Regions from separate parts of the Homo sapiens genome. Here region 2 is linked to region 1. A link is a loop called in an ENCODE intact Hi-C map of the cell type or tissue named here. Cell type or tissue: heart right ventricle. All regions are shown on one strand.

Region 1 (8,000 bases):
AGGTGTGTGCATGCATGTGTACATGTGTGAGGTGTGTGCATGTGGAGTATATGCATGCATGTGTACATGTGTGGGGTGTGTGCATGTGGGATGTGTGTGCATGCACATGAGGTGTGTGTGGTGTGTCAGGTGTGAATCCATGGGGCCTGGGTGCTGAGACAGGTCTACTGTGCAGGTGCTTTCTTTTGGGAAGAAATTCCAGGGCACGGGAGTGGAAGGTCGGGGCATTGTGCCAGGGAAGGAGCTGGGGTGGCATGGCATGGGGTGCCTCAGAACTGCCCCAGGAAGGGCAGCACATCCGTCCGCTGGCTCCTTCGGGCCTTGCACCTTCAGCTCTGTGCAGGGGAAAGTATTGTGTGGGCTCTTGCAGGTTTCCCTCCCTTAGGTGACTGAGAAGCCACCCAGGACAGAAAGAGGCTGCCAGGCCACCCACGTGCAAGATGGTTGCCATGGCAATGGCCAAAGTCATGGTGGACCTGAAGAACTGGAGGTGAATAGCAGGCGGCTGCTCCCTTGCTGGCCCAGGAGGGGGTGAGGAGGGGTCAGGGTCAGAGTCATGTGAGGGGTCTTAGGTCTTGGGGCACCCAGGGTGGAGGCTCTGGGAGAGACAGGAGCACCTGGGAGGGGGAAAGTCAAAGATGCTACCTGAGGGCTCTCCAGGGTGCCCAGCCTGCCCGGCTTCTCTTTCTTGCTCAGCCTCTGTGGCTGACTTGCCTCCCACGAGGCCCAGCAAGCCGGGTCTAGTCAAGAATGTCCCAGAAAAACCTGGAGTGTAGATAGAGAGACACACAGTGAAGACCAGGAGACCAGGAGGCAGATGCAGTAGACCAGGGAGGGTAGCGAGGGGACTTGTGATGTTAAAATCCCTGGGTGCCCAGCGCGGTACAGAGTGGACCCCCAGGCAGCCTGGGACCATCCCTGGGCATACCTGGAGCTTGACTCAGGAGGGGGCAGGAGGGTGGCGGAGGCCACAGTGAGAGGTGAAATCAGCTGCAGCACATCAGGTGGTTTGCTGGGCATCAGAAGAAGGAGGAAGGACACACTGAGGGCACCCTGGGAGCAGCAGGGATGCAGGGCAGGGAGGGCCGGGACACATGGGGCCCACACGTCAGTCACCAAGGCATGCATGCAGCAAAGGACAGTGGGGCCAGGGCCCAGCAGGAGGAGGGCCAGGGTCCCAGGCCAGAGCCAGGAAGAGAGTTTCCAGCAGGCCGAGGAGGGCGGACAAGCCCCCTAAAAGTGTTTGGATGTTGAGACAGATATCACAGCCCCCACTAGAGTTGTAGAGAAAGCTTATTATCACACATGATGGGACTCCTGTGTGCCCTGGAGATGGGTCTGGCACTCAGCTCAACTCCCACTTGGGAGTCCCAGAGTCCTCTGGGCAGCAACACCATCTAGGGCAATTCTGCAGTACGTGTGCATCGGCACCTGCTGTGGGCAGCACCACACTGGGTGCCAGGAGGCACACATGGGCCACCCCCACCTCGGCCTCCTGGGTGTGCTCTCCCAGGATGCAGGACCTCACCTCTCTCTCTGTCCACCCCCCATTCCTTATTTGGGGGCATGGGGCAGCAGCCATGAAAATGCAGGGAGGGTGTGGACAAGGACTTGTGGAGCAATTCCATAGAAAAGACTTACAGTAGATGGCCAGCCCTGGCCCTGGTCTCACGTTGGGTCACAAAGCCAGCTGGAGGCAGAAGCAGGGCTAGAACCTGCCCCTGACCCCAGGGCTTGTGCCCCTCCCTATTCCTCCCTGCAGGCTCCCACCTTCTGCAGGTGATCTGAGCCTTGCCACAACAGTGGTTGGCCTTAGCTGATTGCCATGTGGTCCAGGCACCTTCAGGTGGGCAGGTTCTCCCAGCCTGACTGCAAGGACACCACCCCTAAGGCCACCAATTGCCAGCCTGTAGGCCTGACCAGAGGCACACTGGATTGCGGGAGAACTTTTTGTTCTTTTTGATCAAAGAGTATGTTGTCACCAGATGGGGGCATGTGGTATACTGGGCCACCTGGTGCTGTCATCAGAGGCCACAGAGGACAGCTGAGAACTTGTTGTGGCTGTGGGACCTCATTCTCCAGTCCCGAGTCAGGCTTCAGGGAGCACTGTCACAGCAAGTCAGACAGGGACAAGTGTCAATGGCCCTGACATCAGCCAGGCCTCCCGAGGCCAAGAACAGGCTGAGGAGTTAGGAGTGCGGCCTTTGGAGCCAGACTGCCAGTGCTTGAATCCTAGGTGCCGCACCTCTTTGCCCCTTCCTGAGGCGAGTTGGTTAACTGCTCTCTGCCTCAGTTTCCCCATCTGTGAAATTGCATGGTCATAATTCCTACTTCATAAGCCTGATGTGAGGACAAAAACGAGGCAATGGATGTAGAGTGCTAAGCATGGGGCGGGCGCAGAGGGTGGGCTTAGTACATGCTTAACACGCACTTGCCATCTTCAGCACCCACGAGGAGGCCAGGGGCTCCTGGAAGGGCCCACTCCCCATAGCTCCGGCCACCCGTCCCACCTTTGCTCTCTGCCGCTTCCCCTGCAGGAAAGCCTCTCTTGCTTTTGTTGCAGTCACCCAGCATGGGCCCCACTCTGCTCACCCTGGCTTTAGCTGGAGGAGGCCAGCTCCTGGTCAGACGGGGCCCTTCCCCAGCCCAGGCTGGGCAGGGAGGAGGGGTCACCCCATGGCACACACAAGTGGCTGTTTTGTTGGGAAGGGGCTGTGGGTGCTCAGAGCCCCTGGTCCCGGCTAGGAACAGAAATGAAGCCCTGGACCCCATCAGCCCTCTGGGCTGCAGAGGGTGAGGATGGAACCGGGGTTCCTTCAGTCTGGTAGTCACTGCACAAATGTGAGAAGAGCTACCTCGGGGTTTCCCTCTAGGACATGTGGAAGGCTTCCCCTCGGCCTCCACATCGGACTGACTTGTCAAAGGACCCTCGGGGCTGTCTGCTCCCCCACATGCCCTCACCGCCCCCTTGGCAGAGACGCCTTGCCCTTTGCCCAGCATCTGCTGTGCCAGCTTCCCACATTCATACGAGCCATTCCCTGTGCCACCAACAGAGGGAGCTCCCGACACAGTTTGCATCTAAACACCCCTTGAGAGCCCAGGAAACACTGCCTCCTGCTTCTGGCCTGGAAGGCTCAGAGACCTACCCCTGGCCATTCTCACCTCAGCCCTCTCCTCCACACCTGCTCTGGGCTCCCTCAGTTTCTTGATCCTGCCAAGCTCTCCCCAGCCTCGGGTTGGGGTGTGCACACACACCGTTCCCGCCAACCGAACATTCTTTCCCCTCTTCCTGCCTTGTGAATTTCTAAACAAGACTACAGTGTGGAGGTCCAGATAAGACCCGGACACCCTCTAAGTGGCCCTCCATGCCCCTCACCTCTCCAACTAGATAAGAGTTTCCTGCGATCCCTTAGTACTTTGCCCTATAGTATTTGCCCGGTAGCTATCGCCTAGTTATTTTGATTAATTTAACTTTTGACTTCATTATGACCTGGTCTCCATGAGCACAGGCACATGGGCTGAATTATGTTCCCCGAAAATTCATATGTTGAAGTCCTAGCCCCCAGTGCCTCAGCGTGTGTCTCTGCTTGGAGATTAAATTAAAATGAGTCCATTGGTGGGCCTAATCTGGCCTGACTGGTGTCCTTGTGAGAAGGGTGAGGGTGCAGGGGGTGGAGGATGAGAAATTGCTTAAAGGGGACATGTCATGTATGTTATTCGGGTGATGGATACACTAAAACTCCTGACTTGACCACTATGGCATGTAACAAAATTGCACCCCATAAATTTACACAAATTCATTTTAAAAAGAAGAGGAACACTGGATACAGACGCACAGAGATGAATCCGGGCAAGACGACCCGCCACAGCTGCTTGACAGAGTGAGGAGACGGCGGTGTGCAAGCCGAGGAGAGAGGTCTCAGAGGAAACCAACCCTGCTGCAACTTCAACCTTGGACTTCCAGCCTCCAGCACTTTGAGAGAATATATTTCTGTTGTTTCAGCCACGCAGTGCATGGTATTTTGATATGGCAGCCTAAGTGACTGATACAGGCACGTGGGTTTGCACACTTCTTTCCATAGCACCAAACACCGCATAATCTGACAGGCGGCTGGGCCCCACCAGGCAGACCTCCAGGAAGGCCTGAATACATGAGGTGGGTCCTCTTGCCTGGATTCATCTCCGTGACCCTGGTGCTGGGCCCAGAGCAGAAGTAGCTGTTGAATGAATGAGTAGAGTGGGAAGGGGTGGAGAGAAGATGCCCAGACCCAGGCAAGTCCTGTGTGACCCTGACGGATGGGCACTTCCTTCCATTTCTCCCGGCAGGAATGGGTAAGCTGGTTGTGAGCTCCTTGACTCATGTGCTGGTGTTGTGTATTCTTGCCAAGAACGTCCAGAGGAAGCGCTCTGGGACCCATCATGGAGTGGACTGCATCCCCCCGTCCCGGGCTTGTAGCGCCTTTGCTCCTCAGGCACAGACTGCCGAGTCCATGACTACCCACACGGCTTGCCTTCCTCTCCAGATGTGAACTCTGGCTGGGGTGGGCAGCTGTGTCTCTCCTTTCATGCCTTATCTGGGGTGCCCTGTCTGAGCACTTACATTCATCTGTGACTGCTCACTGATCTGATAAGTGAGTGGGTGAAGCCAGGCCATCGAGGGGTGTGGTGAGTGGGTGTCCCATGTGACACTTCCTGGCTGTCTCCAGGCTTTCATCTGCTTCCATTTTTTTTTTTTGGAACATTACAGAACGTTACTTTTTCCAAATAAAGAGTTCTTTCTTCACATTTGTAATGATGTCCACGTCTGTTGACGTTTCCTCTGGGACTTCTTTTAGATCCAGTTTTTATATCTCATTTTCCTAAATATGGTATGGTGGCCCTCGGAAGACGCGTGCTTTTGCACAGTGCCATGGGGTTCCAGGGCAATGTCCTGGAGGAGCGGCCCTGGGGAGTGTGCGTCTGCAGTTTTTGTCTGCCCGGTCATGAGCTCCTTTTGTTTTTGCCAATAGCTCTACGTGTATCTTCTCACCCCCACTCTCAATCCATGAAGTCTGGGCAGGGCTGACACCTCAGGCGCTATCAATCAGTATATACATGTCCCCTGTCCAAAATGGCTGAGTCAGGGAGGGCAGCACGGGCCCAAACGGAGCCAGTGAGAGTCAATGCCAGGGTTTTGGCTGGGCCCATGGAGAAGGAGCAGGCCTATTTTTGCAGGGATGGGGAAGGTGTCAGATGGCACCCTGAACCTGCTGGTCCTCATTGTGCTGTAAGATGGGGAAATCTGCTGAGGAAGGAGCCACGTGGAGGGCAGCAGAGCCCAGCAATACCCACAAACGTCATGTGAGCACCTGGACCCAGCTATGCCTGAAGCAAACTCATCTACACCAGCGTTTCTTAGTGAACCCACCACTCTTGGCATTTGGGACAGGACAGGCTTTGCCCACGTGGGACGATTGTACACATTGCAAGATATCCCACATCCCTAGGTCCAGCAGAATGCCAAGTGTCCTCATGGAACACCAGCCCCATCATTTGCACACGTCTGATTGTCTGCCCTCAGCTTTTCAGTTGAGTCAAGAAGTCCTCTTTTGACTTATTCCAGTTGGTTTTTGGGGCAGGTTCAAATGATGGGCCCTGGACAAACAGCTGCTGCCATTTTCTTGGGTGTCTGGGATTTAACCCTTACCATGTTAAACACCAGCTGACCCTGGTGTGGCTTTAGGGCCGAGCCCAGGATTTTCACTGAGGGAGGGGTCAAGTTCTGGAGCCACAGGCTGGGTAGCACAGGCTCCTATCACTGTGGGAAGATGGAGACCACTGCTTCTGGTGCTGGAGGAGAGCACAGAGAGGACAGTCAGCAGAACTCAGCCAGCCTCAGATGCTGGGACCACAGGCGGAACAGAAGCAGGGCTCCAACAGCTCACAGGCCCCAGATGTTTCCCTTGTGGTCAGCTGAATGTGATCTTCTTTGAGAAGTGAAGGGAACCCCCTGGAAGGGTGACATGAAACAGAAGGGAGAAGAGAACTCCGACAGACTGCTCAGCCCTAGAAGGTCCTGACCGATTCCAAGACGGTCCCTGGTCTGTGAGGCCCGGCCAGGGGTGGGGCCGGCTCGGGAAGGGGGGTGCATCTCAAGCCTCAGCTGGCATCTCAGGGCAGCACAGACGTCGTGGCAGTGGGCAGGGGCTGTGCTCTGTCTTGGCATTTAGGGTCTCAGCACTGGCAGAGGCATTTAGACCCTCCTCCCTGCTAGCGTTTTGCCCAGGCCATTCTCCCCTAGGTAGAGCTCAGAGCCGACCACTCCTGGACAGTCTCCACTTGTAGCCTCCAGCCCCCAAGACTGCGGGACTGGCATGGACCCTGCCCAGCCGTCAAGGCCTCCCTGGGCCCTTTCCTCTTCTCCCACTGCTCTGTGTGGGGTGGCTGAGCACGGGGCTGAACCACAGCTTGACCTAGCATGTGGCCTCACACCAAGCATTGGATGGTGGTGCCTCGGTTTCCCCATCTTTGAAACAATATGATAGCAGTCCCACCTCATTAGGTGGTAAGTGCTACCAGCAGAGCCCCCTGTCAGAACCATCATTTTAGTATTTCTGCTACATTCAAGAAAAGCCAGAGATTGGAAGTCAGAAGTCCTGGCTCTGCCTCTGATTTAATTCAGAGCTAACAACAGAACTTCTTGGAATCAAGCTTCTTTACCTGTAAAATGGAGATGATACGAACCACACTTCGGGGGCTGTTGTAAGGATCCAGTGACATAACATATGTGACAACTCTATGCAGATAAAAGGCTGTGAATAGTCTCCCTTCCCTCCATCTGAGAAGCCCCCACCCTGTCCTGCCCCACCCTCTGCAAGGCCCCAGGGGAGGCCTCCAGGAGTGTGGCTCCCTCTCTCCAGGGTCCTCACAAGGTTGTTTAGGTGCCTCTCTAAGATCAAATGTCTTGTGCCATGGCCACCTGTGTGTTGTCTTTGCAGCTTTGCTGAGAGCTAGTGGTGCTCACCCTCCTGGCTCACCCTGCAGCTCCCAGCATAGGCCTGGCCATGGAGCCTTTCTCCCGAGAAAGAAGACTCAACGCCCCTCCGCAGTTCAGGTACACCACCTGTCAGTGTCAGTTAGAGGCAGGGATACCAACTCCCATCACAAAACCCACAGGGACTGAGGCCTCAACTGAAGGCCCAGCTCACTGGCGGCTAATGAGGAACATCTCGGCTACACAGGCCAAGTGGTAGACTACTGTTCAGATAATGCCCTGACTCCCACTGTTCTCTCTGTGGTTGCTAAATCAGTAAAGGCAAATTACTTGTTTGCTTAGGAGCATGGATCTGGAAAACAGGCAGTGAAGTACGTGATTTGAATGTAAAACGGCACCAGGCCCTGATGGGTTGCTGTGTAATTTCTATAGGCAGAATACCTCCACTTGGCAAGCTGGCTGGGACGGCCTGCCAGGCACCCTCTCCAGACAGACTGTGATGGGCATTGCCTGCATTTCCTCTGGCTCTCCTCTTCCTACACTCTTGTGCTTGAGGTATCAATTCTATTAGGGAGTACAGGTTTGGCACCCAGCTTTTGAGTTCTGAGGGTAGACTTGACATTGGATAAGTAGACTTGAGTTTGAGTCATGGCTGTCCACTGAACTATGTGACCTGGGGCAATTCATTTAACCTCTTACAACCTTGATTGCTCACGTAGCAAATGGAGGCAAGAGTGGTATCCACACAGCCTTGTCCGGAGGGAGAGTGAGCACACAGCAGGCCTCCTTACCACAGTGCCAGGCCTGCAGCTACCTCCCCAGTGACTGTCCATGCTGTGTTAATCTTGTACGAGTTCACTTTTTTAAAAAAAATTATTTTATTTGCTCATACAAGGGTCTATGTTGCCCAGGCTGGACTTGAACTCCTGGGCTCAAGCAATCCTCCTGCCTTAGCCTCCAGAGTAGCTAGGACTACAGGCATGCACCACTGCCTGGCAAGGTCACTTAATTTTTATGGTAGAGTAAA
Region 2 (8,000 bases), 160 kb after region 1:
GAAGGCCCCTGACCCTGCCGGGCCCCCTTCAGCCTCTGGGCCTGCAGGGTGATGGGCTGCCTGCTCCACCGCAGTGACCCAGCCTGACACAGGCAGTATCCGTTGGCGGCACACAGGTCAGCCACACACACAGGGCCCAACCCACTCTGTGTCGCAGGGAGAAGGGAAAATTAAAAAGGGAATAGTTCAGAAACTCCCTCAGCCTTTTGGTGCAGAAATAACCCAAAACTGTGCCTCTGACAGCCGACTGCCATCTATGGTGGGGCACTTATGGAACTGTTAGCCACCATCAGCTCCCCCACCTAGCGGGCTGGCCCTGCATCTTTGTCCTGCTGTCACTGAGACTTCGGGGGGCTCTGACTTTCCAGAGCATCTAGGGGCTTCCTCTGGTGTTCCCATCGTGTTCACGTATCTGAACTCCAGAGGGAGGCAGGGGCCCCTCAGGGGGTCTGAGGGCTGAGGGGAACCTGCGGCCACAGGTGGAAGAGATGTCAGAGATCACACCCTCTCACTGCCGGCAGCTCCCACTGCACACGGACACACGCATGCACACACGGGCAGGGGAGACTCTCTCGTCTTGTCTCCACGTCTTTGGGTTCTGAGTGCCTAAGGGCAGTGCACTCCACAGCATCCCTGGCATTGGGCACGCAGTCTAGGGTTGATAAACATCTGAAGAGTGAAGGAATGGACCAAGAAGCCTGGGTGAGGAGACAGAGGCACTCTCACCCAGCAGGCCTGCCAGCCCTGGCCAGGTGACACAGGGCACCCCACTCCACTGTTAGGGCTTCCCTCCACGTCCCTCCAGGCGCCCCTTGCTGCCCTATGTTGGGGCCAGGCGGTGGTGGGGTCTCAACCCACCCTCAGGCAGGCGGTGTCACGTGACTATGAACACCTACCTCTCAGGAGAAAGGGTGTGGACAGGGAGTCTCAGTGTGGGGTGCTCCCTCCCACAGCGGGAGAGGGTAGCCCCCACCTCCAGCAGAGATTTGCTGAGGACGAGGGTCGAGCTATAAATGTGTGGGGGCACCCAGGCTAAGGAAGGCAGCCATGCAGGCCCAGGGAGGCAGTGGGCTCGGCTGCAGGGAGAACCCACCAGGAGGCCAGTGCAGCTGGGCAGGCAATGAGCCGGGGGCCAGAAGTGGATCAGGCCCTTGAGGGAGCAAGGACTGGGTGAGGTGGGGCCTTGTGGGCAGCACCAACTTTGCCATGACTCCGGGACAGGTGGAGAGCCACTGAGGACTCTGAGCAGAGGCTCCATGTGGCACAGATTTGAGAGGTGGATCTGGCACCCAGTGGAGAGCAGGTGGGGCAGCTGCAGCGGCCAGGGCCAGGACTGCTCCCAGGAGCCAGGCGTGCCCATGGAGAGGAGCTCACATTCTGTGTAGGTTCTGAAAATTTCTGGCAAAGCTTCAGATACAGCCCAAGCTTTGCCTGCAAATCAAAACGGTTATCTGTGCAGTTTATCCAAACTCCCTTTGCTGTCAGAAGGGGCTGGGCGAGGGTGGTCTGTAGTGGCTAAGAGGGTGCTCTGCTCCCCTCTGCCCCGTGCCCTGCGAGTTGAGCCTCCTTCGTGGGAGGCATCATTGTGCACAGAGGTGGCTGCAGGTGCACTGAGCCTAGGAGGAGAAATCCACGAAGCAAGGAGCCAAAAAGGAGAACTGGTTCCCTGAGTTTCTCGGGTAACTTCAGGGTAAAGTAGCCCAAGCGGGGTGCCCAGGAAGGGAGAGAACGACGTGGAGCTCCGCACAAGCTTATCTCATGATACAAAAAGAGGTAAAGCTAAAGTTTCCTCATCGTCTCGGCCCCCAAAGTCATCCCAATTCTCAGTCAGGAAGAAGCAGAGACGACACTGCAAATTTGGAAGCTTGCCCATCGCCTGGCTCTGCTGGTGAGGGGACCGTGGCCTCCACACAAGGGGCTCAGCTCCGCTACCCCCAGGCAATCCTCTCTGAGATTTAGCCACCAGGAAAGTAAAAGCATAGCAGACCAGTCCTGCAAGTTCTCATTCTCCATGCAGTCTGTCTTTAGGAGGGAGGCTTACTTTCCTGCGAGTATTCTGGGCTAACATAAAAAGTGATATGTACCATCTGACGGAAGTGCAACTTTTCCTGAGACAGGAAGAAAGGAGAGGGCAGACAGCAAATATTTATTGGAATGCCTATTTTGAGCTTGGGTTTTAAAATGCCTTTGCTCATGTAATCCTAATATCAACTCCATTTAAAGTTAAAAAAAGCAACTCAAACACTAAGTAAATGTTCGAGTCACCATGCATTATTAAAGAAACGTGCCATGATTTGAATCTGTGTCTACCTCATGCTAGAGCCTGAACTCTATATTTGATTTTTATCCATCTATGTCTGTCCCTAGGATCAGAGGAGCAGAGTTTGGAATTAATGCTAGGTTAATTCACAAAGGTAAGACTTCCCATACTTTTGAGAAATGATTAAACATTCAGCAGCATAAGAAGGTCACATGGAAGAGTCTTAAGGTCTGACCAGATCAGGACAAATCGAGGGTGAGATGAGGGTTAGGACAGCACAGTGGCTGCAGCCACCAAGCCCTGTGGCTCCTTCACATGGCACACCTGGTAGGGATTAGGGCTGATATGGCAAGCCTGGGGGCCCCGCTGCAGTCATGTGCAAAAGTGATTCCATGATCAGCGGGCACTCTCTGAGAAAACCCCGTGGCCTCTGAGGATTCCTGAGCATCCCAGCTGGAACTCATGAAAAGCAGCGTGGGCCCTGCATAGCAAATGCAGCTGCCTGGCAAGGCGACCACAATGTTTTCATTAACTGAAAGTTACAGAGAAGAGGTTCAATAAACCCTTGCCGAATCTTGCAGGTGAGCTGAGTAAGACAATATAGAGTTAGCTGCTCAAACAATGGAGTAGTTCACATTCTTCTCCTGCACTCCCAGCCCTAGGCTCCACAATTTATTTATATCATGTGGTTCTCAGCACACCACAGAGTGCACACTGGCATCCTGAGACTGGGAAGGCGAGGTGCTCCTGGCCCAGAAAGGTTATGTGTCACCCTAAGTCACACAGCTGGCATGGGGCCCTCACTGCAAGGCCCTGCCAAGGCCAGCCCCTCCCGGGTGACTGGCCCAGCACGTGTGGAGGCTCCTCAGAAACCAGCTGGCAGAGCTGGGCCCACAGCTCTTCCTGCCTGTCGTCTTTTTATTTGCACATGCCCAGCTTTCTGGAGTCGGGCTACTAAGAAGTAATAAAATATCACTTTTTAAAGCTGCTTTACAAAAACTGATTATTCATTCTCTTCTGAAATAAAGCAGAAACTAGATTTTAGAAGGACTTTAATTAATGCCACTTTAACAGGACTATTCAAAAGCAAACACCAAAGGTAAAAATCTTGCTTTGATCCACCTAATTTAAACTCCATCAGTCTGCCACAGTGATGCTGTATAAAGGCAGGTTATACCATTGTAGCTTTCAGAGACCCTTCTTTCCTCTCTGACTCAGGAATGGAACATATCCAAAGAATAAAAACATTCCCCAGAGGGGAGACCAAGCTGGCATGAACCAGCACCTACGCTGCAGCACTGGAATCATTTGGTTCCTGGAGGTCTGATTCACATGGAGGTTGTCAGAGCCAGTGTGTGCGTCTCAGCTGCATGCCAGGCATGGGGGAAGTAAGGTGGGTCGGACCCACCGTGGGGGAAAACAGGAACTGAGCGGAGAGTCACATGGAGTTGCCCATGTCTCTTGGAGCCTTTATTTGCGGACACTGAGGAGTGAGAGATGCAACAGGACAGAACAGGTAGCAGGGGTGGCCAATCTCTGCCCGACCTCGCCCTTTGGGGGTCAGAGGGTCAAAGTGGGCATAGGAGCATGGCAGGAAGGTCGTGTCACAGCACAAGTCCCTCTGGGGATCACACCCAGAGGCCTCTAATTCTCCACATTAACTCACAGGATTCAAGTAAAGAAAGTCCTTGAACAAAGAATCTGTGATATGACACTTCCCCCTTGTCTGCTGTGGGAGCCGTCACAGATCCTGTAACAGGAGATGCTGGGCCTCCCGTGGCTGGCGCCTCTGACCTCAATTCAACCAAGAGGTCACCTTCCAGAGAGCCTGGGCAGCCATGGTGACATTGCCCACTTGGGAACAGATGGACCCCTGCTCGGCTACCCCCACCCCACATGCCAACCGCAGAATGAGTCTAAGCCTGATGGCTCTAATTTCACTGTTTCTTGTGAAATATGGAACATGGAATTCCATCACTGACTACTCAGGAGCCCACACTAAATGCCCGGCCTGCCCCTGGTGATCCGATGCAGCTCGTGAGCCTCTGGCCTGTCTTCTGCACATTCTCCACTGGCCTGTCTCCCGCACCTGACTCTGGGCTCCAGAAGAGCAGCAGGTCTAGTACCCGACACAGAGTCAGGGCCCGGTATGTTTCTGTGGAATAAATGGGCAGGTGCCCTTTGTCCTCTTGTCCAGTGGGCTCTAGCCTTCAGCCTGGGGTTGCACATCCTGGGCAGAGGCCCGTGGAATGCAGCAGGTTATATGGTGATGACAGGAAAGGCAGGCAGTCACTTCTGCCCAGAGAAGCAGGCCTACCCAGAGGCTCCAGGGCCCTGCGACAGCCCGTTCACAGTGGGTTCTCCCGAGTGGAGAGCCTCCTCCTGTGAGGCCCCTGGAGGAGGGCCTCGGCTCTGCAGCCTGGAGCCCGCCAAGCCTGGAGAAGCCTAGAGCCATTATGGGGTCTGTCTCCTTAGCAAGGCCCTGACCGGACCCTGAGAGTTCAGAGGTCCCTGCTCTTGGTCATGAGTGACCACCTGGGGCACCAGTGGTCCCAGGTCTTCTCTTAGGGGGAAGAGTCCACTGGGCAGAGAAGCAAGTTGGGTTTCTGTGTGCCTAAAAATAGCCCCAGGAAGCTGTTGCTCTCGCCCTCCGACTGAGTGGGGAGGGAGGGAGGCACCAGTGCAGTTTCCCGGGAAGCTGTGCAGCCAGATGACAATCGGAATTAGCATCAGAACACCTTGATAAAAGGAAGGGAGAAGGAGTTGAATCCCTGAATGAAAAATAGATTATTCATTGTCAGGCTGAACAATAGAACAAGACATAAATAGCAGCTGTACGCAGGACATGCCAATTTTGCTCAAAAACACTGTGCATGGTTCTCCTACCGCCCTCCAGAGAGTGCCACCTCGAGCTCTGCACTCAGCAGATGGGGGAGAGAGCAATGGCCTCTCAGAGGCAGGAAGGATGTGGGCTTTAGAAGCAGAGATTCGAGTTAGAATTCTAGTTCTGTTATTTACAACTCTGTGCGTGTGTGTGTGAGAGAGAGAGAGAGAGAAATACTGACACAGAGAGACACAGGCAAGACAGAACGAGTGAGGAGAGAGAAAACAACAACTTCTGGGCATCTAAAATACAGTGAGGCCGACATAAGGGAAGAATTCCCTGTGTAGGGAGGTGGGAAGAATGCTGAGTGTTAACATCAGAGATCTGCATTAGGATTCTGGCTCTGTCATTTACATCTGGGGGCGGCGGGGAGCAGGTGCAGCAGTGGCAGGGGATGGAGGAGACACAAGAGACAGGAGATGAAGATGGAAAGGAGGAAGGGGAAGCAGGAGGGAGAGAGGACCCAGCAAGCAGCCTGGATAAGTTACAAAGCCTCTCAGAGCTTTGGTTTACACATGGAGAAAACGAGGTTCCAACTACTTCCCCTGGAACCTGGGACAGCTGTAAAGACCAAGTGTGAGCTTATTGGCCGAGCACTTGGTGCAGATGATTATTCAACAGCAACTGCCAGGACAGCCAGAACCAGTCTCTTCTGCACCTCACCCAACCCTCCTACTCAATTTCACCTGTCAGTGCTATTTTGTTTGCTCCCAAATGTTTGCTTCACAGGGATCCCTACGCACCAGGGTGGCCCTGCCTCAGGTGCCCTAGAGGACAGGGCTGTGATGCACAGATGTGAGACCCCAGCTATCATCTCCCTGTGAGCTGACCAGGGTCTCTGTAGCAGTTTCCCCTGATGAGCCCCTCTCACAGGACCCCAAGAGTCCTGGAAAGGCGTCATTCTGCTGCACCTGGGTCAGCGCTTAGAGCCATGACTCAGGTTAACTGAGGGTTCTGCTCCTGGTGCTGATGGAGGCTTATATTATCTCAAGCTCCTATGTAGCTCTGGGCTGGAGCTGTGTGTCAAGCTGGTGCCCTCCATAGCATTCAACCAAAAAAAACCATCACCCCATTCATGGAAGCACAGGGAGGGAGGCTGGGTCATTTGCCCAGGGTTCCGGGAGGAGCCAGGATTCAGACTCTGAAGAAAGACTGTCTGGCTATAGGTCTGTGGCTGGGAAGAGCCCTGGGTGGCACAGAGGCTGCATGGGCTGGCGGGGCCCACCCCGGGGCTCACCTTACCTTGGTGAAGGTCAGACAGTCCTTGTCTTGGTCTTTGTCCTTCATCTCGAAATCATAAAGTGCTTTTCCCTGGGGCGGGGCGTGTGGCAAGGGCTGGATGCACTGGATATAGCTGGCTGGGAGGAAGCCCTGTGTGCCGTGCAGCTCGCCGTGGTACCACTGTTCATCCACCTTGCGCCGCAGGACGATGATGTCCCCCTTGTTGAACTTGAGGTCACCAGGTTCCTTCCCCTCGTAGCTGTAGAGGGCCTTGCCATAGGGAAGCAGGCAGGGATTCTGCAAGCAACAGACAGCATGTGGTCACCGGGCATGCCCCTTCCCAATGCCCCACAGTGGATCTGCCGGGGCAGGCCGGGGCTTCTCAGGGGCTTTCTGTGTCCTGGGGGTGCATACAGAGTGCCCCGCAAGTGGAAAATATTTTAAAGAAACAGCCTGTCACAGGAACATGCACATTCTGAGGCGCCACTGAGATAAGAGGGTCCCCATCCTAGCCATTCCTCCTAAAAAGGACACTGTCTGAGGCCTTCCACACAGACAACCTCATTCTGTGCAAAAAGGACTCTGAAGTAGGTGCTGGCTTGTCTTCATTTACAGATGGGGACACTGAGGCACAGAGAGGGAAGGTGACTTTCCTAAGGCCCACACCTAGGAGCAGTAGGTAGAATCTGAACCCAGGAGGTCTGGGCTCGGAATTTCTTACTCAATACTCTATGCTGAATCATTTTCCACTGGCTCCTATTTCTCAGGGATTTTAGTCTAAGAAGCTGCCAGACTTCTAGCAAGTATCCAACCATTTTTTCTTTACTTCATCTACTGAATAGTCACAGCAACTCGAGCATGCTCCAGGGGTTGAAGCTGAGCAGCAGGCGTGCATGGCATCCGTCGTGCTGAGCGTTCCACTCAGAGGACTCATGGCCAGCGGTACACACACGAGGATGATGACAAACAGCCTGTGTGGAGCACAGGGGCCATGCCCAGGAGCAGGGGTTCTAACAAGCAGTCCCCGGCCATCACAGACCCCCCCACCATGACACACAGCTTTCTGCTGCATGTACTTGTAGCAGTCTGTTCCAGAAGTACAATTGTTCAAGGGCATAAGACTGTATCCTCCTAACAGTGATGTTCTTGTATCCGTCAGAGGTTAACCAACCCATCTGCACCTGTTCTGCCATCCTCGGTCTCAAACCGTGACTAGCTCTGAAATCCAAACAAGATTCTAAGCTGCTTCTGCTTGTCAGCAATAAGGAGCCTGTCAAAGAATCCGGAAACTGATGTGATGTCTTCTTCCACTTCCTGGGCTTCTCTAACTGGCCCTGTCTCATCAAGTCCATCTGGCCTCATGGGCCTCTCTCCTTTTCCTTTATGGGTGGCCAATACCTGCTCAACTGTGGGAGCTTTGCCAGAGGTCAATCCTGTGCTAGAGGAAAACCAAAGGAAAGCTTTGCATTGTTCGGGTGTCAATACCCAACGATTTTCCTACCAGAAGCCGCATTTTCTCACCAGGGCTGCCTATGCCAAGGAGTTCTTCAGTATTCGAATCAATCAATAGAAGCACAAAAGCCTGAAGCAGTAGTACATCGAAAAACTCTTTGTAGAGGACTTAATAGCATGTTG

What was found. Peaks named below come from ENCODE experiments on the same cell type or tissue, not always from the same donor. Only the 100,000 strongest peaks of a DNase experiment are listed, where the experiment ranks them.
Region 2: it touches region 1 in a loop (4-fold over the local background); 10 of 110 quality-filtered maps call a loop at or near these places.

Annotation. Positions count from the first base shown.
Region 1 is chr2:109,505,364-109,513,363 of GRCh38, reverse strand. It overlaps a transcript of RANBP2 not described here. Among named protein-coding and RNA genes, the nearest start is that of SEPTIN10, 100 kb to the left of the region's middle. RefSeq lists an enhancer at 5,762-5,871. In heart right ventricle, CTCF peaks have their summits at 2,859 and 3,058 (motif pointing right); a DNase peak (open chromatin) is centred at 3,043.
Region 2 is chr2:109,346,336-109,354,335 of GRCh38, reverse strand. It overlaps SH3RF3 (SH3 domain containing ring finger 3), which reads right to left. Exons shown (of 10, transcript NM_001099289.3): 2 at 6,387-6,662. It also overlaps a transcript of RANBP2 not described here. Among named protein-coding and RNA genes, the nearest start is that of MIR4266, 37 kb to the right of the region's middle. RefSeq lists an enhancer at 5,225-5,294 and a silencer at 6,532-6,777. In heart right ventricle, CTCF peaks have their summits at 4,606 and 4,807; DNase peaks (open chromatin) are centred at 1,915, 3,065, 3,685 and 4,575; H3K27ac peaks cover 2,203 bases.